Regions from separate parts of the Mus musculus genome. Here region 1 is linked to region 2. A link is a loop called in an ENCODE intact Hi-C map of the cell type or tissue named here. Cell type or tissue: heart. All regions are shown on one strand. Each heading gives the region's core, and the rest is flanking DNA. Links, peaks and the distances in the headings are about the cores only. Region 1 overlaps Sec24b (Sec24 related gene family, member B (S. cerevisiae)). Region 2 holds the start of Sec24b (Sec24 related gene family, member B (S. cerevisiae)).

Evidence for each region. Hi-C counts contacts between places; a loop is a spot of excess contacts. Peaks named below come from ENCODE experiments on the same cell type or tissue, not always from the same donor. Only the 100,000 strongest peaks of a DNase experiment are listed, where the experiment ranks them.
Region 1: a loop joins it to region 2, with 2.3 times the contacts of the local background. A loop is called at or near these places in 6 of 42 quality-filtered maps.

Annotation. Positions count from the first base shown.
Region 1 is chr3:130,006,448-130,018,787 of GRCm38, reverse strand. Sec24b (Sec24 related gene family, member B (S. cerevisiae)) reads left to right here. Exons shown (of 24, transcript NM_207209.3): 5 at 6,916-6,996; 6 at 8,894-9,126; 7 at 11,193-11,377. Among named protein-coding and RNA genes, the nearest start is that of Mcub, 42 kb to the right of the region's middle. In heart, for the core only: no CTCF peak of the experiment used is centred there; no DNase peak of the experiment used is centred there.
Region 2 is chr3:130,054,172-130,066,511 of GRCm38, reverse strand. It overlaps Sec24b (Sec24 related gene family, member B (S. cerevisiae)), which reads left to right and starts at 5,605. Exons shown (of 24, transcript NM_207209.3): 1 at 5,605-5,943. The coding sequence starts at 5,844. In heart, for the core only: a CTCF peak has its summit at 5,607 (motif pointing right); DNase peaks (open chromatin) are centred at 5,041, 5,781 and 7,791; H3K4me3 peaks cover 3,143 bases; H3K27ac peaks cover 2,674 bases.

The DNA.
Region 1 (12,340 bases), core at 2,308-10,307, 48 kb after region 2:
CATTCTATGAGGTGGCATCTGCCAGGCTGACACTGGAAACCCATTGCTTTGTCCTGTTGAAGCTAATGAGTACTTTGTAGAAATTGTTTTGAGATGTGCAAATGTACTGGTTTTTGTTTTTTCATTCCTATGTATGTGCACATGTGCAGAGGCATGGGTCTGTGCACAGGCAGAGGTCAGGAGAGTGCTTTGGACTTGTTGGAGCTGGAAGTGCAGGCATGTAAGCAATGGCATTCCACGTGGACTGGAATCTTCCTTTCACTTTCTGTAGGTGCTGAGAGCTTAACTCTGGTCCTCATTGCTCAGCAAGTACTCTAGTGGCTGAGCTAGCGCTCCATTCCCGAATACCATGTTCTTTATTTAACTGTCACCCATTGCTTTAGTATTCATTAATATCTTCAAACTCTCATCTATATTGATGAGTTGGACTTACGAAAACCCATTGATTTGGCTAGTGGCAATGCCTTCAGTTGGGCTCTGATATCTTTCTTCATCCCTTGTAAATATATGTTTGGGCATGGGAGATAGGACAGAAAGGGAAGAACATCCCTTGAGTCTCACGAGTGCAGAGCTCCTGTGTGTCTGCTGCACTGGATGAATCCTGCCAGTCCTGTAGTGGGCGTTACTGTGAAGCCTGCTGCTAGTAATAAAGAACAGCTCAGAGGTGCCAGGTATCCATTTTCTCTCAGCCGATAGGTGGTGGACATGGGATCTGCCTTTCATCTTTCTGCATGTTTTATCTAAGTTATGTAGAAGCAAAACCTCACTTTGCCCAGTTCTTAAAATTGAGCCATACAAGCAAAGATTCTTGGTCTTGCTGACCCCTAGAGAGCACCTTACCTTACACCTTTTCTTCAAGGCTTCTGTGTTTTCATATTTTCTCAGCTTCAGAGTCTGTGCTAGTTTTATTTCTTCTTGAGCGAGGGTTTCCCTGTGTCGTCCAGGTGAATGGTTCATTTAGCTCTTCTTTCCTTTGCTTGAGAAGATTCCAGCTCCTCCTTTTTTCTCCTTTGGTTTCTTTCAAAGCTTCAAAAGCTGGGACCTAGAGCCAGCATAGACTGAGGGGCAGTTCTTCTCAAGACCTCCATTCATACACTTCTCCCACCTGGCCTCGTTGTTCTTAGGGTTGTGACAGGACTGAGGAACGTAGAGCTACCTGATGTCAATAGGGGGATAATCCATCAAAATTGATTGTTTATCTAAAGTTAGCTTTCACACTGAAAAGGGACAGATAGAGTTTCCTTAATCTGGAATGTTAAATACTACAAAAGCCAGATGTTTTCAGAACTGATATGACTCAAGTGGACAGTTCTACTTTTCTCATGATAGGTCATACATAGTTAATCCTAGATGTACTAGAAACGCCTACAATTACTATTGGACCCATGTTTCAGGTACATGTGAAATATATGTTAGTCTATGTTTAGCTTTAGATTCATTTAAAGATACCTCATCTTTTATATATACATATTCCAGAATCTGAAAAATTTAAAAACTGAAAACTTTCTGGCTCCATGTATTTTAGATAAGAATTTTTCAACCTGTATTTTTATTCTAAGGAATAATACAGTGGCTTCCAGCAATACTTAATAGGGAAACAGCATTTATAATTATAACTTGAAAAGACAGTGATTTAGGATTTTAAACAGTGCCTTACCTCGAGAGGAAATGCTTTTCTATTGTCATAAGGGAAGATTTCATAAGTGGAAAGAGGAAATCAGACTGCAGTATACTGGTGAACACACTGGCCCTGGTTAGTAGGTCTACAGTGTAACTGCATTGTAAGGCGAGGGGGTGGTGCAGCAGGGCAAGTCGGCTATAGTCTGAAGGGTTACAGTGTGAAGGTCTGTCCATGTTATTCCTCTAGGATTGTAGTGAGTTCTTGGTTTATGTGTGTCCAGGATGTCAACCTGCTGGTTTCATGTGTGTTTGCATGTATGTGGGTTTAGCACAGTTGTGATTGGTGTCGGCAGTGATACTATGAAAGCACTAGAGCGGATCAAGTTAGCATTAGGTTTTACCAAAGCTCAATTATGCTAACTGGGTCTGACTTAGTGGTCCATTTGTGATTACAAATGTTACTGCTTTGTTCTTGAGACAAGACTTGGACTTCTGAAAGTAAATGAGCAGACTTAATTATCACTAGATAAGCTAGAACAACTGTTTGTAAGAGGCATACTTGAAAGTCTGTGGCTATGGTATTATTAAGATGGGTGTTTTAAAACTTTAATTAAAATGACAATCTTTGTAATCTTAGTCCATCTCTTCCTATAGCTTCCCATTGCAGTCCTACCCAGCTTCAAGTCCCCCTACCCTTGTTCTCTGTCCCTCTCTCTTGTTCTCTCGATCGTTCTCAAAAGAGAAAAACAGCAAAAAATGAAATTCAGTATGGACAAATAAACTAAAAAGAAGGAAAGAAAATCAGTAAGAGAAAAAAACAAAACCCCCACAAACCAAGAAGCGCACAGACAGGGAGCCCACACTGGGTCAGCCACTGTTGTTGGGGATGCTTTCCTGTAGCGTGGTTGACAGGTGAAGTAACAGTCTACCTAAGAAAACCCATTTTTCCCTCCTCCGCAGATACCAGTTGCAAATAGCTTCTTGGTTAGGGATGGGACTTTCAAAAAGTACAGATTTTACTTAAGATGTTAAGATTTTAACATTTAACTTGCCATGAAAGAACCTCAGATTTATGATTAAATAGAAGTATGATCTTTAATAATTTGATATAAATATATTAATCTTTGGCTTTACTTTTTTTAAGAAAAGTGTGTGTTTCTGTGGGGTGAAGGTGTGCCACCGCATATTGTGGAAGTCAGAGGACAACTTGTGGGAGTCAGGAATCTCTTTCTGCCACGTTGGCCTTGGGCAGTCTAACTCAGGGCATTAGGCTTGAGGGAAAGAGCCAGTTCCATGCCGAGGTCAGCAAAGGGTGTTGAGTCCCCTGAAACTAGAAGGTTGGGTGGTGGTGAACTACCAATGGTGCTAAGACTAGAACTTGGTTCCTCTGGACGAGCAGGCAGTGCTCTTAATAGCTGAGCCATCTCTCCAGCCCCAGAGTTATTAAATGTTTGAGTGTTTTGCCCAAATGTATGTGCACTGCGTGTGTGCCTGAGACCCAAGGAGGCCAGAAGAGGGCCCTGGATCCTCTGGTACTGGAGTCATAGACAGTTCTAAGTCACCATGTGAATTCTGGGAACTGTAAGAATAACAAGTGCTCTTAGCAACTGAATCATCTCTCCAGCCTCAGTTATTATGATGATTCCTCCTCCTCCACTTCTTTTTTGAGGGTCTCATTGTGTAGTGTTGCTGGCTTGGAATTAGTTATGTAGACCTACTGGCCTCAACTCACAGATTGTATCTCCTGAGTGCTAGGATTAAATGCCCAGCAAGAATTAGTATTTCTCAGCAGTTACCTTTAAACCTTTTTCTTGGACATAGAGCATACCAGAAATTGGTATTTGTTTTGAGATAGGGTCTCATTATGTAATCTTACCTGGCGTGGAACTCGCTACGTAAGCTAGGCTGGCCTTGAACTCATAGAGGACTGCCTTTTCCCTTACTGTATAGCTGTCTTATTGAGGTTTAACTCACATACCATAACATTAACTTACTTAGATTATTGCTCAGCAAGTTTTACTGTTTTCTTACTTTATTCCCCACCAGTGTTCCAGAACATTCTGCCTTTCTCAGCTACACAGCTCAAGCAACTGCTGATTTATTATGTTGTTGAGTTGTGCTAATTTATTCTCTGACTGGCTTCTTTCTCTGAGCATGTGTGAGGCCCCTCCAAGCTGGCCCCACACCAGTGCTCTATCCCTTTGCCCTGTTGAAGAGCAGGCCCGTGTGTACACGGCTTTAGTTATTTCCCTGTCCCCCAGTTGGTGCACATTGATTGTTTCCGTCTTTTGGCCGTGATAAGTAGTGCTCCCATGAACGTTTGTCAGTAAGTTTTTGTGTGGTTTGTGTTTATTTATCTTATGACATTTCTTGGTCATATAGTAACTGTATTTTTAGAAACTGTCATAATGTTTTATAAAGTGGCTATACTCCTAAAATTTCATGATGTTTTTGGTTTTTCTGCATTCGTAACCACCAAAAAATGCTGTTCCAGATCCTTTTAGGGTTAGCCGCCGCCTTGGTGGGTGTGAGGATGGTGCTGTGCTCCTGGGTTGGCTTCCACCGTCCCAGGAGCCGGTGATGCTGAGAGCATCCTTTGATGCTCACTGCCTTTCATGGACCCCGTATAATGCAGGGTTCTGTGGTCTCCAGTTATGTGGTTTTTAACAAACACTTAGGCCATAGCGGATTTTATATGTGCTCTTCTGGTGCTGGCTAGCTTTGTGGGTGAGCTAAAGTAGGTTGCTAAACATTTTTGTCACATCAGAGGAGAACCCTGCACCCACTGAGCCATGTCTCTTCCTTTTACTCTCCCCTCAGCTCTCAGTGGCCACCAGTGTACCCTCTGACTTTGTAGACTTGCCTTTTCTAGAGACTCTCATTGAAATAGAACCGTACCATATGCAGTATATTATATGTGCTCTTTTTTGGCCTGGCCTTTTTGCTTTAGCATGGTTTCAAGATTTGTTTACCTTATAGCAAATATGAATACTTTATTCCTTTTGATTGAATGGCAATCCATTATTCTAGACATTTTGTGCAGCCATTACCTATTGGTAATTATTTGAGTTTATGTGTGTTTTTTTTTGTTTACTGTTTGTTTTGGGTTGGGGTCTTGTTATATATAGCTTAGACTTGTTTGTATAGTTAGATAAGTGATAATCCTTCTGCCTCAGCTTCCTGGGTGCTAGAATTACAGCATGCACTCTCACACCAGCTTCCGTTTACTATGATATGTTTTGTCACGTTTTGGAGACAGGATCCCACTAGGTAGCCCAAGTTCAGCATTGAGCCTCCTAAGTACCAGTGTTATAGCTGTGCCACTGTGTCCCACACTGAGGGTGTGACCCTGTACACCAGCGTCATGCTCGAGTTTAATATGTGGACAAACAGAAAAACTACTACTTCCCAGTAAACTGTTTATAACCAAAGAGGAGGGCTTAGTAGATACAGTCAGTCCTCCGCTTCATGTGGTCTAGTAGTCCGACCTGATGGCAAGTGGCTTTCCCTCCAGAGCCTCCCATCAGGTTAGCCATGTGTTTCTAGGGGTGGTAACTGGCCCAGAGTTACACAGCAGCTATAACTGTGCCTGTGCTCTTCTGCCTTGAAGTCACATTCTTTGCTGAGAGTGAAGCATCCCTATACAAATAACTGTCAATGGTGCCCTTAATTCATCCACTTAATTCTTAAGGTTATCTGGAAGCTGTTTCGAGGAAGATAACTGTAATGCCCATTCTTTTTACATCACAGCTTTAAAAAAATGAAGTTAAGGTGTCCAACAACATAGGAGTTAGGGTAAATAAAACAAATGATTTTTATGACAATGGATGGGTTTTTCCAGACTTAAAGAGTGGTTAAGTTGTTTGCAGAGAAAATGAATGTACCTGGAGATAATCAGACCACTCAAGTTCAACCAGTCCTAGGAAGACAAATGTGTATGTTTCTTCCCATATATATATATAGTGTTATAAACTCATACACATATAAACAACAAGAAAGTGAAAGTAAAATTCTGTGAACAAAGGGAGCCAGTGGAGGGGGAGAGGCATGGCAGGTCGTGTTCAACATGTGGTCTATACTTGATGAAAAGGCAAAACAAACACTTAAAAAAAAAAGGAAAAACTAAACTCCCGGTTGTTGTCAGTTAAGAGCCAGGGAAAGTGCTCTAGCAGAGAGTTTTGTCACTTTGGTCTCAAGGCATTTTCTACTGTGTTTATCTGTGTAAACGGCAGTGTATTTACCTGAGTTTCTCAATGAAGTACTGCTGAGTGAATGAATGAAGGAACTGTCTCTTATGTTCTATTCTCCCATGTGTCCTAGCACCTCTCCGCTTTTCTTAATCTAACCGGTTTGAATGGTCACAAACCGTAAGTTCTTCTGTCTGATGTTTATGTCTGTGAGCATGGCTTCCAGTCACATGGCAAGTGCTGTTAATCTCTCTTCTGCACATGGATAAATGGAGACACTAAAATACTTTCATGTTATGCTGGAAGAAACCCAAGCCATAAGGTCTTCTTGTTTTCATGTTTCTGCTGTACTTTCACGTGTCTGTTTTCCTTTCATGTGTGTATGTGTACCGCATGTCTGTGTGTGCTCAGAGAGGTCAAAGAGGACATCGGATCCCCTGGATGGAGTTCCAGCTCCTTTGTAGCCATCGTGTGGGTGCTGGGAATCCAACCCAGGTCCTCTCTGAGATCTCTTAACTGTTAGGCCATCTCTGTAGCCCCAGTCTTTTATGTGTGAAACAGCTCCATTTCACGTGCTGTTCCATTAAAAAGAGCTGCTAGCGCTAAATTTTTATTTGCTTATTTTTTATAAATTTGATGTTTATTCTTGAAGTTGATGTGTGACTGAATTTTATTCCACTCATCAGCTGTGTAGTCTCCCCACTGTTTTTGTTATTTGTTATTTTTTTTAATTAAATTTGTGTATTTGTCAGGATGGGCATGTGCCAGTATGTTGAGGCCAGTATAAGTTTCCAGAGTTAGTTTTTTTGTTGTTGCCATCAAATTCAGGTAGTCAAGTGGTCAGTTTATCATGGCGAGTGCTTTTACGTGCTGAGCCATTCATATAGCCTGTGTGAGTGTGTGTTTGTGTGTTTCTCTGTGTCTGTCTATCTTTTAAAACATCAGTCATTGTGTGTGTGAGAGTGCTCTCAAAAACATTAGTCATTTTAATTTGGTAGCAGAGTTGGGAACGTTTTTAGTTGAGCCACACCGACTTGATTCATGATGGCAGCTGTGCTGTGAGGTTCACCATCACTTTGAACTTAGCCCGTGTTTGCTTTCCTTGTAGGTGTTGACAGCTCTTCCACCACCAGCAGTGCTTCGCCCTTGCCCAACAGTTACGATGCCTTGGAAGGAGGCAGCTACCCAGGTAAGCTGTTTCGATCCAGCTTGTGCACTCTTCATTTACGTTCCTGCTGCAGCATGGTAAAGGGGACTGACTGCATATCAAAGCATACTGCCTTTTTAACAAAAAAGTGAGACATTTTCCTGACATTTCTCAGCTGTAATATAGTAATATAACAACCATTCATGTTGTTTCTGGTGACCTGAAGACATTTGTTGTTTGGATTTTTTTCTTTTCTCTTCCTAAAAAAAATGATAGTGAACAAGGTAATTTTTTTTCTCTAATTTTAAAAAACAGCTCCTTAAATTGTGCTATTTCTGTTGATTTGCACGGGTCCTTGAATCCCTTCCAGCTAAGCCTTGGGTGTGTGTTTGATTCCTTACTTCCCTTGTGGCTCCTGCTGCCTCCACTTGGTAAAAAGCCAAGTAGACACAGGGAGTAGATTTTAGAGACATTGCTAGTTTTCTAATATTTTATTTGAAATGTATAAGAAAGTTTAGCCTGCTTATATTTGCACCCTGCATTCCTAGTCAGAATAGAGGGTTGTATTTTATGGAACTGGAAGTGCAGAAGGTTGTGTGCCTCCGGACTTGAGCCCATTTCCTCTAAGAGCCAGTGCTCCAAAGCCATCATTCTTAATTATATCTGGGAAGAACCTCATTACCTGAGGAGAACCGAGTGGTAGTGGATATAAAGTGGAAAATAAGCTGTTGTAAGCAGTAGTCATTTCATTGTAGTAGGAACTTATGCTGCAGTCTTCCGATGCTGCGGTCTCCTGTCACCCACTCAGGGGCACACTCCCTCCTCTCATGACAGCACGACAGCGCACATGACTTTGTCCTCTCATCGCGTTGATAATATTACTTTCACTAGGATGAAATTTAGCCAAAGCTGTACTGTTCTGTACCTAACACACTGTTCACTGTCACAATACCATGAATCCGTAGAAAATGGAATCCTCTGAGTTTAGTGTGCAGCTCCCTCTTAGTCCTCTGTGGTCAAGCATTTTTTGTCCTAGGAATTAATGGGTATGTGTGTGTGTGTGTTTGGGGGGGGGGGGAGGTTTACAGGTGTCTTCTAAATTCAAACACAGTCAATAAAAAGATGGATTCTTCAAGAGAACTTTTAAACGACGATTTTTATTAAGTCATGTACTTTTCAGTCTGTGTCTTTGCAGACTCTTAGCTGGTAAGAAATACCATTTTTAATGCAAAAAAGATCAAGTGATTATAACTTAAAGATAAATTTAAAGTAAGACCAAGTCAACATACCAAAATTTTACACTTATTACACACACATATGCTGCCATTTTTTTTTCATTTTTCCCAGTTTTACTGGAATTTTTGCTTTTAAGTTTAAATAAAAATGAAGGACATCCAGTCACTAAATTGTCTTAGTCACTTATTGATGCTAGCTGTTGTCCTAGAAGTTTAGGACACTATTTTATATTCTACTCACAATTCACCTATGTAGGTAATACATATTTCTAGGGTATTATAGGAATATGCCACTATTTTCATGGACATTTTACATTAAGGGTCAGATAAAGGGCAGTTTAGAAAGAACTAAGTTTTAATCTTAATTCCTTTGTTTTATTTTCTGATTCTTAGCTCCAGTCATCCTGGGAGAATTAAAAAACAAAAATATACACTACTGTATTATCTGTGCCTGGCGTTGTTAGAAGTAACACCTGAAGTATTTGTTACTGAATATTATCCATAGGCAAAGCAATACATAAATTCAGATGGACAGAATATTGGTAGTTACTAAAGTCGGGTGAACTGAACATGGTTGTCGAGATCTTCTCTTTCTAATTGATGTGTTCTGCATTTGTCACAGTAAAACATTCAGAAAAGAACGCCAAAGGTTATTGCTTACCAACCGGATTTGCGGTTGTGAACACCTAATTATTTCTTTGTAGATATGCATTCTTCTTCAGCAAGCAGCCCTGTTCCTGACCATGCCCTGGAACCCAGTCCCACCCTCGCCCAGGCTCTGTCTGCAGCCCCCACTCCCCCTGCAGCTCAGCCAGCCAAGGTGGCAAAGCCTTTTGGCTATGGCTACCCAGCTCTGCAGCCTGCCTATCAGAACGCAGCACCACCACCCATGCCCGCAGCACATCCCAGCGGCCCAGCGTACACTGGATATCCTCAGGTGTGTATCCAGTCGTGTTTGTAAGTCGATAAAGTTTGGATCCATTGGAGCACGTCTCTGATGATCTGGATTTAAAGAGGTAGAGTCTGGATGAAAAGTGAGTAGCTTGGGTTTCTTTAGGGGTTTGCAGGCTTTGTCCAGGTGTTTATAATCAGGAAATTAAATGGTGATTTAAAGCTAACGTTTACACGTGTGTCTGTGTCTGCCATGTATGTGCTGATGACTACAGAGCCCAGAGCTTGCTGAGCTGGAACAGAAGGCAGGCAGTCTCGAGCGTCCCCGTCTGAATCCTGGGGTGGGAACTCGGTCCCCTGAGAGAGCCACTTCTCTAACCCGGAATAGAACTTAGGATGGTTCTAGTGCTGAGCTGACAGTTACCTCAGAAAAATAAGAGAATGTAATTTAGTATTTATCTTAGCCTCTGTTCTTTACTTGGAGTTATGATTCTTTATGTACTAGTTAGAATTAGTGCATTCATATAGTGAACCTTGGACCCTGTACTAAAGAATATGGGAGATAACTATATATATATAGACACACAGCGTATCCTTTATTTATTTATTTTTTTCCCTTTTTCTGTTAAAAAGTTTGTGGTTGGAGTCATGTGTATGTCTAAGTTTATAATATAAATAACAACAAAAGAAATGGGAAACTGACTTAAAATGTTGACTAGAGGTAAAATATGAGGTGAGAGATCCCTGTATGCTTTTGTAACATTTTCATATCAAAATAAAACAATTTTTGGCCCATAGTTGATTGAATCTATCATTTGTAGCTTACAAAATAGAATATAGACTATACTCAGTATACATCTAATATATTTAAATAATTTCAAAATTATATCAACTTTTATTATGAGTGTAAAATTGTTAAATGTAAGATTTGTGTTGTTAGTGCTAGAGAGACAGTTTAGTGGTTATGAGCACTGGCTGTTCTTACAGAGAACCTGGGTTCAATTCCCAGCACTTACACTGTGGGACACAGCTCCAGCCCCAGGGAATCTAATGCCCTCCTCTGGTCTCTGAAGGCACCAAGCACACAAGTGGTATATAGACATACATGCACACAAACTATTTATACATAAGATGAAATCTAAATTTAAAGTTTACAAAAGTAATGAGAAAATACAGAAAAGCCATTTCAGTATGAATCACATATTACATAAAAGATTTGTCTAGTCATAATCTTTGTCCTTAGATATGTATCGCAACTGTCAGTAAAATTAGTTCAAACCTAACTAGAACGTGGTTTGGTTTCTTGAACTGTAAGGATTGCTTTTTTGTATCATCGGGATATTTTTGTTGTTGTGTAAATACAGTAGTTTGTATTTTGAGGGAACATTCATAAAGAAAACTGGTCATGAAAATAGTCTTAAAGGAAGCATAAATATAGGTACTATTTTGGTCAGTTTTGACTTACTTAGCTCAAAGCTTGAGTAGTTTTAAAGTATGACAGTAATTGATTAAATTATTTTGAGTGAATAAAAAGCTGTGACCTCATAGTTATACTACAAGCATAGTACAGGAACAGAAAGCAGCAGAGGAGACCTCTAGACACGGGCGCGTCCTAAGGCAGCGGGTGTTAACCTATGGGTTGCTACCTTTGAGGTTGAACAACCCTTTCTTTCACAGGGCCACTTCAGATGTTTACACATTATGGTCCATAACAGTAGCAAAATTTCAGTTCTGAAGTAGCAACAGAAATAATGTTATGGTTGGGTCACCACAGCATAAGGAGCTGTATTAGAGGGCCACACATTAGAGGTTGAGAACCACTGCTCTAAGGGATCAGCTTACCCTGAAAACTTATGGAACCTGAAATGCTTCAACGTTTCTCAGCCCTATTAAATGTAAGCTCTAGTTTTTTGATGTTGAACAGAATAACATTATGAACAAAATTGTTTTTGCTTTGAAATGTTTATGCTTTAAATTGACTGTTTTGCTAAGTACGACTCCCAGATACAAATTTTCTCAAAATCTTGAATTTTCTTTGCATTAAAATCTGGTATCCAGAAACTTTTTTCATACTTGTAAAAATGTTCCTTTTGCCTTGAATTTCTCTCTCAGCATTACCCAGGTGTGAACCAGCTGTCCTCAGGTCTCGGAGGACTAAGCCTGCAGAGTTCTCCACAGCCAGAAAGCCTAAGACCTGTCAACCTCACCCAGGAGAAAAATATTTTACCTCCAACTCCTATTTGGGCTCCTGTACCTAACCTGAGTGCAGAACTCAGCAAGTTAAACTGTAGTCCAGAGTAGGTACTCTTTACTTTACAGCATCTTGACAGTGAGAGCTCGGATGAAAACAGCCATCAGGCAGTGTGCTTGCTGGTGGTCCCTTGATGGGAAGCTTGGGGCATATGGGCTTTTCTGTTTCGGTTTGTATGAAGTGCATGTAAGCTTTCCTCTGTTTGATTGTGTGTGTATGTGGTGCACTGTATATGTGTTTGGGTTGTGGTGTGTGTATATGTGGCACACTGTGTATGTGTCGGGGTGGTGGTGGTACCACAGACACACATTAGGCACCCTGCTCTGTCACGTTGCTGTAGTCCTTGGAGACAGCCAGGCACTAAACGTAGAGTGAGCTGGCACTCAGCACCTCAGCAGTTCCCCTGCCTCCGCTTCCCACAGCAGGCACACGAGGCCACTCCTGCTCTTTTACATGGCGACTGAGGACTTGAACTCCGCTCCTCATACTTGCATAGCAAGCTGTCTTATTGCTGAGCCATCTCCCCAGAAACCCTGACACTCTTTAAGTAACATAGTCTTTGGAAAATTCTTTCTTTGGCCCTTCTTGAAAGTGACGTAAATTTAACTAATGTTATCCCAAGAATAGGTTTAGATAGTTTTTCTTAGTCCATATGGAAGCCCCAGCTTATTGGAGCATCATGAATTCACACAGGCACTTCCTTCACTGAGCACGTCCTTACCTCCTGGAGAGGTGTAGCTGGTGTCTCCATGCCTGCCTTCTGTGTTGGTCGGTGGGCTCCATCCTTACGGCCCAGGGCCGCCCAGGCTGTTCACTGCTGTTTTACCTGCTCCTCCGGTTTCCTCTCTGCACATCGTAGACCTGAAATGTCAGAGAGCATCATCTTCCTCACACCAGAGTCCGTCCTCCTCAGAGCAAGGCCGTGGCTTTCCGCCATTTTTCTCAGTAGTTGAAGGAGACGGGGAATGTTACATAGAATTAAACAGTGTCCTTCTCTACCACGCTGACC
Region 2 (12,340 bases), core at 2,241-10,240:
CTGTTGCCTTCTGTGGGGCTGGATTTGTAAATAGGCATTACTTAACTTTGGTTCTATCACGGACTGCCTTATTCTCTCCATCTATTGGGATTGAAAGGTTTGCTGAGTATAGTTTTCTGGTGTGGCATCTGTGGTCTCTTAGAGTCTGTTGCACATCTGTCCAGACCCATCTGACTTTAGAGTTTCCATTGAGAAGTCAGATGTTATTCTAATAACATCTAATATTCCCTTTCAGCTTTTGTTCCTTCTTTTCTTATACATTTACTGTTCTGATTATTATGTGCTGAGAGGACTTTGCTTTCTGGTCTACTCTATTTGAAGTTCTGTTTAGTTTTTGTGCCTTGATAGGCATCTCCTTCTTTAAGTTAGGAAAATTTTCTTCCGTGATTTTGTTGAAAACATTTCTATGTCTTTGACCTGGCTTTCTTTTCTTTCCCCTATTCCAATATTTTTTAGGTTTGGTCTTTTTTATAGTGTTCCAGATTTCCTAGATGTTTTCTGTTTTATGCCTGGAGAAATATATATATATATATTCCCCCCCTCTCTCTCTCTACATATATATATATGTGTGTGTGTGTGTGTATACACACACACACACACACACACACATACATACACACACACACATACATTTTCTTTGCCAGAGGTATCCATTTTTTTTTTCTTCCATGTCTTCAATGCCTCTGATTCTTCCATCCCTAGTATTCTGTTGGTGAGTCATGCCTCTGGTGTTGAGTTCCTAAGTTTCTCACTTTCAGATTTCTCTCAGTTTGGGTTTTCTTTATTGATTCTATTTCCACTGTGAGGTCTTGACCTGTTTTACTCATTTCCTGTTTTATGGTCTCCATCATATTCATAGTCTATTTTAAGGCTGATTTCCCTTGTACTTCAGCTTTGTTGCAATTCCCAAGGCCTACTGTGGCTGGGTGCTGGGCTCTACTGGAGATATATTTTCCATTATTGATTGGGTTTTTACACAAGCACCTAGGCATCTGGGTTTGGGATGATTGTAATTTTAGGTACTGGCATTGTCTTTGTTGGGTGGGTTTTTGTTCCTTGGTTTCTGTTACTCTCTCTAGTTCTTAAGGAGGGTGTGGTATCTGTGTGTTGTCTGGTAGAGAGTTCTTTTGGGATTCTGTTAGGTGTGGCCACAGAGGGTTCTGGGTAAAATGTGTTTCTAGGGATAGGAGCTGACATTTAGGAATGGTGATGGACTGGGTGTGAGGCAAGGGGATTCACAAGATTTTTTTTTTTTTTTTTTTTTTAGTCCCCTGGGAATGGCGGCAGAATTTGAAGAGAAGCTACAACAGGTCGTCTGCCACAGACTTAAGGATGAGACTGGGGGATTGGATTTGGAGAGGAGGAAACAGAGAAGATGTGAAGCTTGCTCGACTCCCTGCTTCACTGGCTGCCCTATTTGCATCTCTGCCGGACTCGACTTGCAGGTCCCCAGAGCATGGGCTGGGATAACAGCATAGATGGGGAGCATGGTTAGAGGAGAATGGTCTACTGGAGATGAGGTAGAGAGGAAGGGGGGGAGTGGGTTGTAGCATGTGGCCTGCTAGGGTAGAGACAGGGATTTAGAGGAGAGGGGGAAAAAGGTAAAGATTTGCAGCTAGGGACTCCAACTGAGAGCTTGCAATGCAAGCACTTTACCAACTGAGCTACCTCTCCTGCCTCAGAAACTAATTATGTAAAACTGAGACTCCATTGACAGGCAAAATGGGCCATTGTAATTAGTGTGGCTCTATGAGGAGCAGTGTAAACTAACCCAGGATGCTTGCAGTAAATTGAAGGTACTGGTGCTAAACAGGCTTTGGCTTTCTCTCTGGTTCTGCTAATTAAAGACTGATGACACTCCCGTCCCCACCCCCCAAAGTGTCCCTAAACTCTATTAAGCTCCCAGCTGGATCCCATATACCAAAAAAACCCCAAAGTTACAAACTTTAAAACATTTTATACGACACTGAGGCTTTCATAAAGAATTGGAAATTTGAAGAAAGGGTTAAATGTTTTAAAGCTGGGTTTGAGAAGGAACAGAAGGTCAGGGTTCCCTTCAAATGGTCCAAGCATCTCTGTCTGGCGGGGATGAGGATGCTCTGCTCCATGATCTGCTTGGGGAAAGGTTGGGGAATTCTTCCAACAGCAATCATTTCTTCAATTCCTTCAGTTTACAACATGCCCAAGGGTCACTGATGTACACTGTTTGGTGCTGCAGTTCCTGAATACTGTCATAAACGTGCTAGAAGAATACTGCACTAGCTATGCCTGGGTTGTCAACTTGACTATGCCTGGAATGATTCAGACATGGAGGGCACACCTGTGATCTTGAGGCTGATCACAGGCTTCTGACCCAGATCCTAGCATGGAGATCTTGAGGCATTGTGGCCATGAAAAACGTAGGCCCAAGCAAGGTAGTACAGACCTTTAATCCCAGGAGATTGAGGCAAGCAGATATCTGAGTTCAAGGCCAGCCTGGGACAAAAGCAAACTCCCAATCCAGGTGAGGTGGTACATACTTTTAATCTGGGCCACACCTTCTGCTGGAGGCCTACATCGAACATTGGAAGAAGGAAGTCTTAATTGCCATCACATCTATTGGAACCTACTTCGCTAGGATTCCAGAATATACAGAAGACCAGTAGAGACAGACACCCAGCCTCCTGGGACTGAGCAATTACTAGACCTTTGCACTTCCCATTCATAGCTGCCCATTGTTGAGTTAGTTGGACTACAGACTGTAAGTCATTACGGTAAATTCCCTTAATATACAGAGACATTCTGTAAGTTCTGTGACTCCAGAGAGCCCTGACTGTGGGTCTGATTCTGTCCCACCGCTGGAGTGTGGAAGAAGCAGAAGAGAAATGTAGAGTGCTTGACCCAGTTTACTCTGTACCACCGCTGTCTGGTGGCTGGGTTTTAGGGAAGCGTGGAGACAGACACTGCTCAGTGGGTGAGACAACAGCCTAGGATGTAGGGAGGCCAAAGCTGTGCTTCCCTGAGTCCCAGGAATCTAGGTACCTCTGGAAAACCACACTGAGGATACCACATTAGCATGGAGAACTCTGTTCTGGGCTATGCTACATGGGGAGTGGGGTCATGTGTTCTGGGCTAGGAATCTAGCAGGAAGCCGGGAGGTGCCTACCATCTCAGGTGGGTACCTGAGTGCCAGGGTCTCGGACCCACTCAACCTTACCAAGTTTCCTGGCACTGTCCATTGTCCCACACCTGACTAATACAAATTCTACAGTGAACTAATGGATAAGTGGTGCTACAGATTGTGAGGAGCTATGTGTAGTGGTGCTAAGGCAGGAGGATCTACAAGTCCATAGCCAGCCTGGAGCTACATAGTGAGATCTTGTCTCAAAAGGAAAACGAAACAAATAAACAATAAGACTCCCACCCCACCCCCAAAAACTCAACCTATATAAACTGATAGTATGATTTATCCATGGTATGATTAAGGTGAAGGTTTTAATTGTAGGGGTGTGTGTGTGTGTGTTAATGAACATGGCCAGCAGACTGGACATGGGCAGGTCTCTCTACAAGGCAGGGGAGAATAGCAGGAGGCAGAGAAAAGAGAATACATGACGAGAATCAGGAGCCAAAGGAGAGAGGGAGAGCACAGAAGAGAGAAGATATAGCAAAAATAGCAGGGCTCTAAGGAGACTGAGTAGCTGAGGGGAGAGGAGCCTGTGAGCTGAAAGGAATTTAGGGTGGGGATGAGGTGAGACGGGCTAGGATGGACTTTGAGATGTATAACAGGTATTCGTGGTACAGAGGAACGATGGAGGGCAGCATGGATTTTGATATGCTAATGGACACCACAGGTAGTTATATATATATAGTCGCTCCTGCTAGAGGTATGAGAAACAACTCCTTTTGATGGAGGGTGTCTTAGGGTTTCATTTCTGTGAAGAGACACCATGACCACAGCAACTCTTATAAAGAGAAATATTTAATTTGGGGCTGGCTTCCAGTTTCTGAGGTTTAGTCCATTATCATCAGGGTGGGAAGGATAGCAGCCTGCAAGCAGATTATGGTGCTGGAGGAGCGGAGATTCTACATCTTGATCTGCAGGCAGCAGCAGGAGACTGCACCATACTTGTGTAGCTTCAGCATATGAGACCTCAAAACCTCAAAACACAGTGAGATAATTCTTCCATCAAGGCCACATCTCCTGATAGTGCCAATCTCGATGGGCTAAGCACTCAAACACTTGAGTCTTCGGGGCCATACCTACTCAAACCATCACAGTGGGGAACAGTTTCCCAGGTTTGTTAGGAAGGCTGCCTTTTATCTAACTGCCAGAAACCCTCCTATAGTCCAGGCTGATGTTTGGATTGCCATTTGGAATTTGGGGTACGGAAGTTTCCTTTAGGCCCAACACAACCGACCAACGGAAGTAAATAATTTTGGAGCCATTACATTATGGAGATCTATGGAAGTGTAATATCTCAGTCTGTGTGAGGAATCTTCCCTGAAGAAATAACATATCCATACACCTGATTGAAATCAGCTAACATCAAGAACACATTGCAGAGGCAGAAAGCCAATCGCCTATTCTTCCCTTACTCACATGGTGTCACCCTTAATTTTAGTAAATTCAAAGGACTCCTGGCAAGGGCTTGAACTGTGACCTCCTTGATGAAGTGGGGGTGTGATCTCTAGCTCAGGGAGGCTGAGCTGCTGCGAACAAAGCCACAATACACATGAATACAGAGCATAATGTGGCTGGAAATCTCAGAACTCCAAAGTTTATTTTTAGTGCGGTTCGATAGGGCATCCGTCATTAACTCACGGCAACTATTTAAGGAAGGCTTTGTGTTCTAGAACTACGAACCTTTGAGGTTGGCATAACCTTCCAGTAAATAGGATTCCAGCGCTCCGGAAATGCCATCTTACTAGATCACATTCTGAATCCGAACGTTTTTGAGCAGTTGCACACCCACCACTGTGTGACCGTGACCTAGTTGGGACCAAGATGCCCAAATGACTTGGATAAAGTAGTCTTTACTTGCCAGTCAGCATGCTGAACGGACCAGGGAGATTGCTTCTAAGACTTCACTAAGGTAGTCAAAGCAAGCTGACCTGTCTTCTGGATGCCACAGCTCTCCTAAACACCAACGGGCGGGCGGAGCCAACCCTTGGTGGGTGGGGGGAATATAAAGTTCGTCTTCAAGCTCTCCTAGTATTAGGCATTCATCTTTCTCCTAGCGTTTAAAGCCACTGGTCAAAGTTCTGGCTTTACTGCCACTGTTATGGGGAATCTGTCATAGAGAAATGTTTTCTCTCTGCTTGGGAATTACACATTTTCAATCAACATTTAGCTTGATTGCGCTGTTAATTTGGAATTAAGTTGGAGTGGGGGGGGGTGGCGTTGTACAAGAATAAATAACAAATCCAAAGCCAGGCTTCCTCTTCCGAGGATGGGTACGTGGGTGGGCTGGGACTGGCGTGACCCAGGACTCGGGACCTCAGCCCGCAGCTTTGCACCGCTCTGCAGCACTGCAGGGCGCAGGCTCCATCCGGGTAGCGGCGGCCACCGTGGCCCGCGCCTTTCCCTTCGGCGGCGGCGCCGCAGCCGCAGTCTGGCCTGTGCGGGGAGGTGGTCGCAGCTCCGGCCTGCAGGGGGCGCTGGCGCGGGAGGGCTGGGCCGGGGTCCGCACGCGTGCGGTGGTGGCGCGGCCGAGCGTGGGTGCCCGGGCCGCGGTCGTCGGTGAGAGTGACTCGGCCTGTGACGCGGGCGCGTTCCTTCCTCTTCCTCTTCCTCCGCGGCCCCGCCTTCCTTCCCTCCGCCCATCTCCCGCCGCGGAGGAGCCGCCGCCGCCAGCCGCGCCGTCATGTCGGCCCCCGCCGGGTCCCCTCACCCGGCCGCCGGCGCCCGGATGCCGCCCAAGCTCGGCGGAGCTGTCTCCGGCCTGGCACCGCCGCAGCAGAACGGTGAGGCGGGAGGCCGGGGCGCGGCGTGGGGCCTAGGCAGGCGGAAGGGAGGGAGAGCGGGCGGGCGGGCGGGCGGCCTGCGCGGTGGCTGGGGGCGGGCAGGGCAGGGCCGGACCGGGGAGGCCGCGGTGGGGCCCCGAGGCCGCGGTGGAGCCTGGAGGCCGCGATGCGGCGAGGGGAGCGACCGAAGGGCCGGCAGGGCGGGGCCGCCGGCCGCCTGCCATCCAGGCCTGCCCTCCCGCGCGGACCGAGGCCGGAGTGGAGGGGTCGGCGGCCCGCACGACCGTCTGCTCCGACCTGGGCGCCGGCCGGTTGCCCCGGGCGACCCTTTGGGCCCCGAGAGCTCACAGGACGCCGGGGCCGCAGAGTGCTTGGTCTATGGAGGGCTGGGAGCAACCTTGGTACCTGGTGGATCGCATCCTTCCGGGCCCCAGGAACGTAGCTTTGATTTTTTTTTTTTTAAGGCCCAGCGAGCACGCCGCCTGGAAGGGAACTTAGTTTGCACTCAAGTTTGTAGGCAGAAGGATGTAAATGTGCTGCAGAAGTGTAACTGTAACCCCGACCCACTTCGGCCTCGGATCTGTTGTGGTTTGCCGCTGCGGTTGCTGCTCAAGCCTTTGGAGTTCGCTTGTAGTAGTGTAGTGTTCCCGGGGTAGCAGGTGTCAACTAAGCGAACACCTTTAGAGTCCCCCATCTCCAGCTTCACTTTCAAGTCTAGGAAAACGTGCCAGAGTTGCTTGGCCCTGTTTTGATGCAAGGCCTGCGTAGGGAAACACGACTGTGGCTTTCATACAGAGGTTATAGGCTCCGAGCATGCAGGAGTTATTGCTGAGAAATGATCTTACCCTAGCGTGCCTGGCCCCTGCTCTGGATATCTGGAATGTTCCTAAGTAGGGGAGGGGCCCTCCTTAGAGAGTTGAGTGTGTCTAATGAGACCCTCCCAAAGTAAAGCGAAGAAAATCCCTCTGCCCTGTGTCAAAAAACAAAACTACTCAATACTCATCAAATCATTGGCCTAGTTTACACAGCGTGCTAATCAAATTTACAGCCAAAGTTTGGAAAATCAGTAATGCTTTTCAAACACGAAACACCCCAAGAATCAGGTGGAATTTTTTATTCACAATTAAAAAAAAATGATGGTTTAGTCTTAAGATCCCTAGGTTGGTCTTACTTATCAATATTTCATGCTTCTTATAGTTGTTGTTTAGTATCAAGAGCTTTTGAAGGTGAACGGTGTCATTTGTATCACACTTGTCCAGGTGAAAACATGGTTTGTGAGCAGCTTTGTCTATTATGTGTGCCTGGGTATAAATGACTGTGCCCCTCCTTGCACATAGAGTTCAGAGGATAACTTCTGAGAGTTGGTTCTTTCTACCTTGTAGGTTTTGGAAATCCAACTTAGGTAGGCTTCTAGGAACTGCTAACTAGGCTTTGTTTTGTTTGTTAACATTGTAAATCAATGTTTAACAGTTTCAGGGACGGTGTCCTTGATTGTCAAGTGTCATTTTTATTTTTTAGATGACACAGAGGTGCCAGGACATTTACTCAGCCACGTGGTTGTAGGAATAAATCCATGTCTTGATGCCCAGTGGGAATGATACTTGGTTTCTGTTTATTCTTACTCTTCATAACAACATCTGAATTGTCGTCTAACATCTGTTGCTTGGCTACCAGGTCGATATTCAAAGTTAGAGTAGTGGATGAAACAGAATCCCTCCTCCTGAATTGTATTTTAGCAACATTCAAATTGGTTCTGGCTGGTCTTGAGTGATTTGGTAGGTAGTGGGGGTGGGGAGGAGAGGGAAGGGCTGTCTCTAGGAAGAGGTTACATCATGAGCAATCCTGGAAGTGTGGGCTTAGAAAGGGCAGGCCCTGGGTAGAAACTGGAAGCTGTGGAGAAGAGCAAAGGGAACTGGGTGGAAGGGAGAGGGAGGAAGGTGGAAGGAGTCATAGAGAGGCCAGGTTGCAGAAAGGTCTTGAGACGTCATGCAGAGGCATTTGGAAATACAGAACTAGAGTCCCTTTGGTTTGGTTTTGTGGAAGGGATTAACGAGCCCAGAGATGAGAGGATCAGATCTGATTTTGTTCCTCGGTTTTAGAGAAAGTCATCACGAAGATTAAACAATAATTTCAGTTTTTGTTATGTACAGAAATCACTTTGCTTTCTATTTACTATATCCCTGGAATTCCAGCCATGGTAATAACACCAAAGAATAGATCAGAAGTATGAAAAATACCATGGGAAAACAAGCCAGGGACAAGAGAAACACCATAGCAGACAGAATGAGGTCACTTCCTTCATAACCTCGGTAGACTGGGAGCAGTATCTGGTCCTGTCACAGTGAGCTAAAACTCTTGGAATTTTGAGAGCGATAGGGGGTCTTTGTTACTCATAACGATCATTGGCTCTGCACCAATTTTACACTAGTGTAATTAAGTCATAAGATGGGCCCGGGTAGCCTCAGGATGAGACTGGTGAGCGGGGATCTTTCAGTCCCTACTTAGTAACCCGGGTAGACATTCTGGTTTGACCTGCATGCTTTTGGAGGCACCCCTTCCCCGAGACCTTGCTTGTGTGCACTCCCCCGAGGTGTGGCTATTTCTTAAATGTTTTCTTTTCCTTTGTTGAAGATGGAATTGAGGGTATAGCCCTTTGAAATGTCGTGGTTACTTGGTTTTGCTTGAGCACGGTCTCATGTAACTGAGCATGACAGTGAACTCCTGATCTTCTTGCCCCAGCCTCCCAACTGCTTGCTGACCCTCTTGCTTCCACCTTCATGTTATGGGCATGGCCACACTTCCCTGTAGTGTCTTTTAACAAACCAGAAAAGGTGTTTCCAAGGGGCAGGTAGTAGGAACTTACTTTATCACATAAAGGAAAGTTGTGACAGCCGGCCACTTGTGATTGGGCTCTCGAGCGGGGACAGTGCTGTGGGATCTGACTCAGTGCAGGTGGGAATGATCAGAGTTGACTTTAGACGCTGTCACTGGAGCTTGCTTGGGAAGGGAAGAAACCCACACAGCTGCTCCCTGAAGTCTTCAGTGTCAGGTATTTGTTTGTTTGTCTGTTTTTTACATGAAGTGGCAAATGAGGGCTGGAGAGATGGCACAGCAGCTAAGAGCACCAAGCTAATGGCTCAGCAGCTAAGAGTGAAGGCTGCTGCTTTCCCACAGGACTGGAGTTTGATTCCTATGCTCACATGGTGGCTCACAAGTGTTTGTAATTCAAGTTCCAGGATTTCCAATGGCCTCTCCTGGCCTCTGGGGGTACTAGATTTGCGTGTGATGCGCACATATGACACACAAACATACATGTAGACAAAAACACCCCTTCAAAAAGGAACAAAGAAGCAGCAAGTGTTTTCAGGACAGATTTGATTTCCACAGACCGCTAAGATGGAGGTGGGGTCTGGGTAGCTCTGGAGCACAGTTTGGAAAGCACCTTGTCCAGTCCCATGCTTTGGCAGGTGAAATTAAGATCCAGAAAGGTGAGCTGGTGAGGCATTTCCCACCCATGCCCGAGGAAGGTTGGTGAGAGAGGTTGCTTGTCTCGTTTACTGCTGTGTTCTTAGTGTTGCAAATAGTGGTGGGCGAGTTACAGGTGTTCACTAAAGATTTATTGAATGAGGCCACTTAGTCCTAATTCCAAGTTCAGTGCTCTTAGAACAGACCCTACTAAGGTGCCATGCTGGCCTTGAACTCCCAATCTTCTTGCTTTCACTTCCAAATGCTGAGTGAGATACAGGCATGCAGTGTCTGACATAGGTACAAAGGTTCGCCATCATAGGCTTTATCATTGAGTCTCCTGTCTTTCTAAGATTAAGTGCTAGGTTCTCACTGCTTGAAGATAGTATGAGGACTTTGCATCTGTAAACTCTTCTGTTCACCTTGGCGCTACCTTCAGATTTTCATTCTGAGTAACACATGGATTTGTAGAATTATTTGCATCTCCATATGAAGTATTAGTTGAATATTTTTCAATTTTAACTCTTTTTTTGAGGCAGGGTTTCCCTGTGTAACCCTGGTTGGCCTGGAACTTGCTCTATAAAAAACAGGCTGGCCTTGAACTCACAGAGATCCTCCTGTCTCTGCCTCCTAAGTGCTGCGATTAGGTGTGTGCCACCATGTCCAGCTTCCTTTGGCTTGACATTACTTCAAAGCTGAGTCATCAAAGATGTGCTGCCGAGGGAAATAACAGCCCAACAGAGTATAACGCCCAAGTTGTTCCCAACCAACTTGACATCCCAAGAGTGTCACGAACAACCCAGATCTAACAGTGTACCTCTGCCCAAAAGGTTAGCACTGATTATAATTGTCAATGACGCAACGAGGTTAAACAGAGAGGGAGTTACTAGACTTTTTTTTTATGGAAAGGTGGACCGGCAAACCATTAACTCAGATTCTTTCTGGTTGTGGACTCTGAGAAACCTGTCAGCTTTAAGAGCACACACAGAATTCAGAACCTTTGTGCAGTGCAGTGTCCTATCTGGTCAGTGCAGTGTCCACATCTGGGGCTGCCCAGAAGCATAGGTCTTCAGGAGAGCTCTTCCTCTGGCTGTCATGGACTTGTCTGAATGCACTTTTTTTCCTTCTAACCTGCTGACTGGCAATCTCGAGGACCTTAAAGTCTTTGTCCTGTGTATACTCAACCATCTGCCTGTAATAACAGTAACCTAAGAAGTAATTGTTATTATAATGTATGCTTTTAGTTATTTTCTGTGCTTTCACACCTCTCAGGGTTCTGAGTTTATAGCTATCGTGTGTGTGTGTGTGTGTGTGTGTGTGTGTGTGTGTGTGTGTGTGTGAACTCTGTTTATTGTCCCCAGCAATTTCAGGTAACTTCTGCTTTTAAAATAACTTTTAAAAAAAGGTATTTCCCTTATGCTCACACACATCAGAGGCATCCGCTCTCCCTGGAGTTGGAGCACAGCGAGAGTCTCCTGACTCGGGCGCTAGGAGTTCAGATCCAACAGAAGAGGACTTAAGTGAGCTGCTCTCCGGCTCCAGCCTCCTTTTAAAAACCCACCTACAGCTAAACTGTCTGACGGGAAGACTGGAGTGGAACAGTCTTGAAGGGACTTGTTCTAGAGGTGAGGCACGTTCATAGTACTGACATGTGAAGAGATAGAATAGTAGCCTGGAGAAGGGTCAACCACCTGGGATTGCCTAGAAGATACAGAATGGGTGCAGAGTTTGATTTAGTCCAAGCTTTATGGAGAAAAGTTACTTAACGTGTGAGATTCTGAGTTTAGTGATCTCTGCCTTGTAGAGCCTTTGAGAGGATTAGATTAAATGAAGTACTGTTGTTAAGATACCCAGTCCAGGTAGGGAATCAGCCCTGAGAATAGCCTTTATTCCATTTTCTTTAAGACGCCAGGTTATACATTCTTTGAATGGCAGACTGTGTGTGCATTTCCTTTATATTCCCAGTAGCAGCTTGTAGTAGATGCTCAGCTGATAAGGGAACTTGCCTTCATACTTCCTTCTTGCTTTACAATATTCTGAAAGTCAATAACAGCTTTACTCCTTCTAGTGTATTAACATCTAGGGCTTGGTCGCTGTTTTGGTCACTTCTGTCACTTGGTTCATTCTGCTTTCCTCACCTTCCTCCTCTCTCCATGCAGACTTGGAAAGTTTCTGCTAATAGATCAGCTCTGTAGCCAGCTGGCTTGCCAGAGGGTGAGTTAGAGTCACGCAGCAAAAGCCCCGAGACAGTGATGAGAAAAACCCGGCTCAAGTGCAGAGGAAGAGCTGTGAAGCCATGCCTTGCCTAGCCACCTGCCAGCCTTGTCACAGGAGAGTTTAAGGGAAGGGTTAAGTGGTGCTTCAGCTGGGTCTAAAATGACGAACAAGCTAGGCGAGTTGGCACATGCCCGTACACTCAGCCAGCACTCTGGAGATTTCTGAAAGTTTGAGGCCAGTCTGGTGTAAATAGTGCATTTCAACCAGGCAAAGGTGCATAGTGAGGTAGTGTCTCACAAAGTAAAAAATAAATAACCAACTAAATAAAGAATTGTGCCTAGACTTTTGAATGTTCAGTTAAGATTGTGATCTGAGCCTGGGGTGCTGGTGTACACCTTTAATCCCAGCACTCGGAAGGCAGAGGCGCCTGGATCTCTATGAGTTCAAGGCCAGCCTGGTCTGCATAACAAATTCCAAGAAAGCCATACTTAGACACAGAGTATGGTACCTACAAAGATAGATAGAGCTCTATCTGGCATGCTAGAACTGTAGCCATTCTTTCTGGAGAGAGATGAGGGGTTTGAAGTGGCAGAGAAAGTCAGTAACAGAAACATGGTTGTATGCTGTCTAGATGAAGATACCACGAGGAGCCTCCAGAAGGGAAGGGGCCAGTGTGGAGTCTAGCCTTTGCTCTAGTAAAAGTCAGTCCTGAATT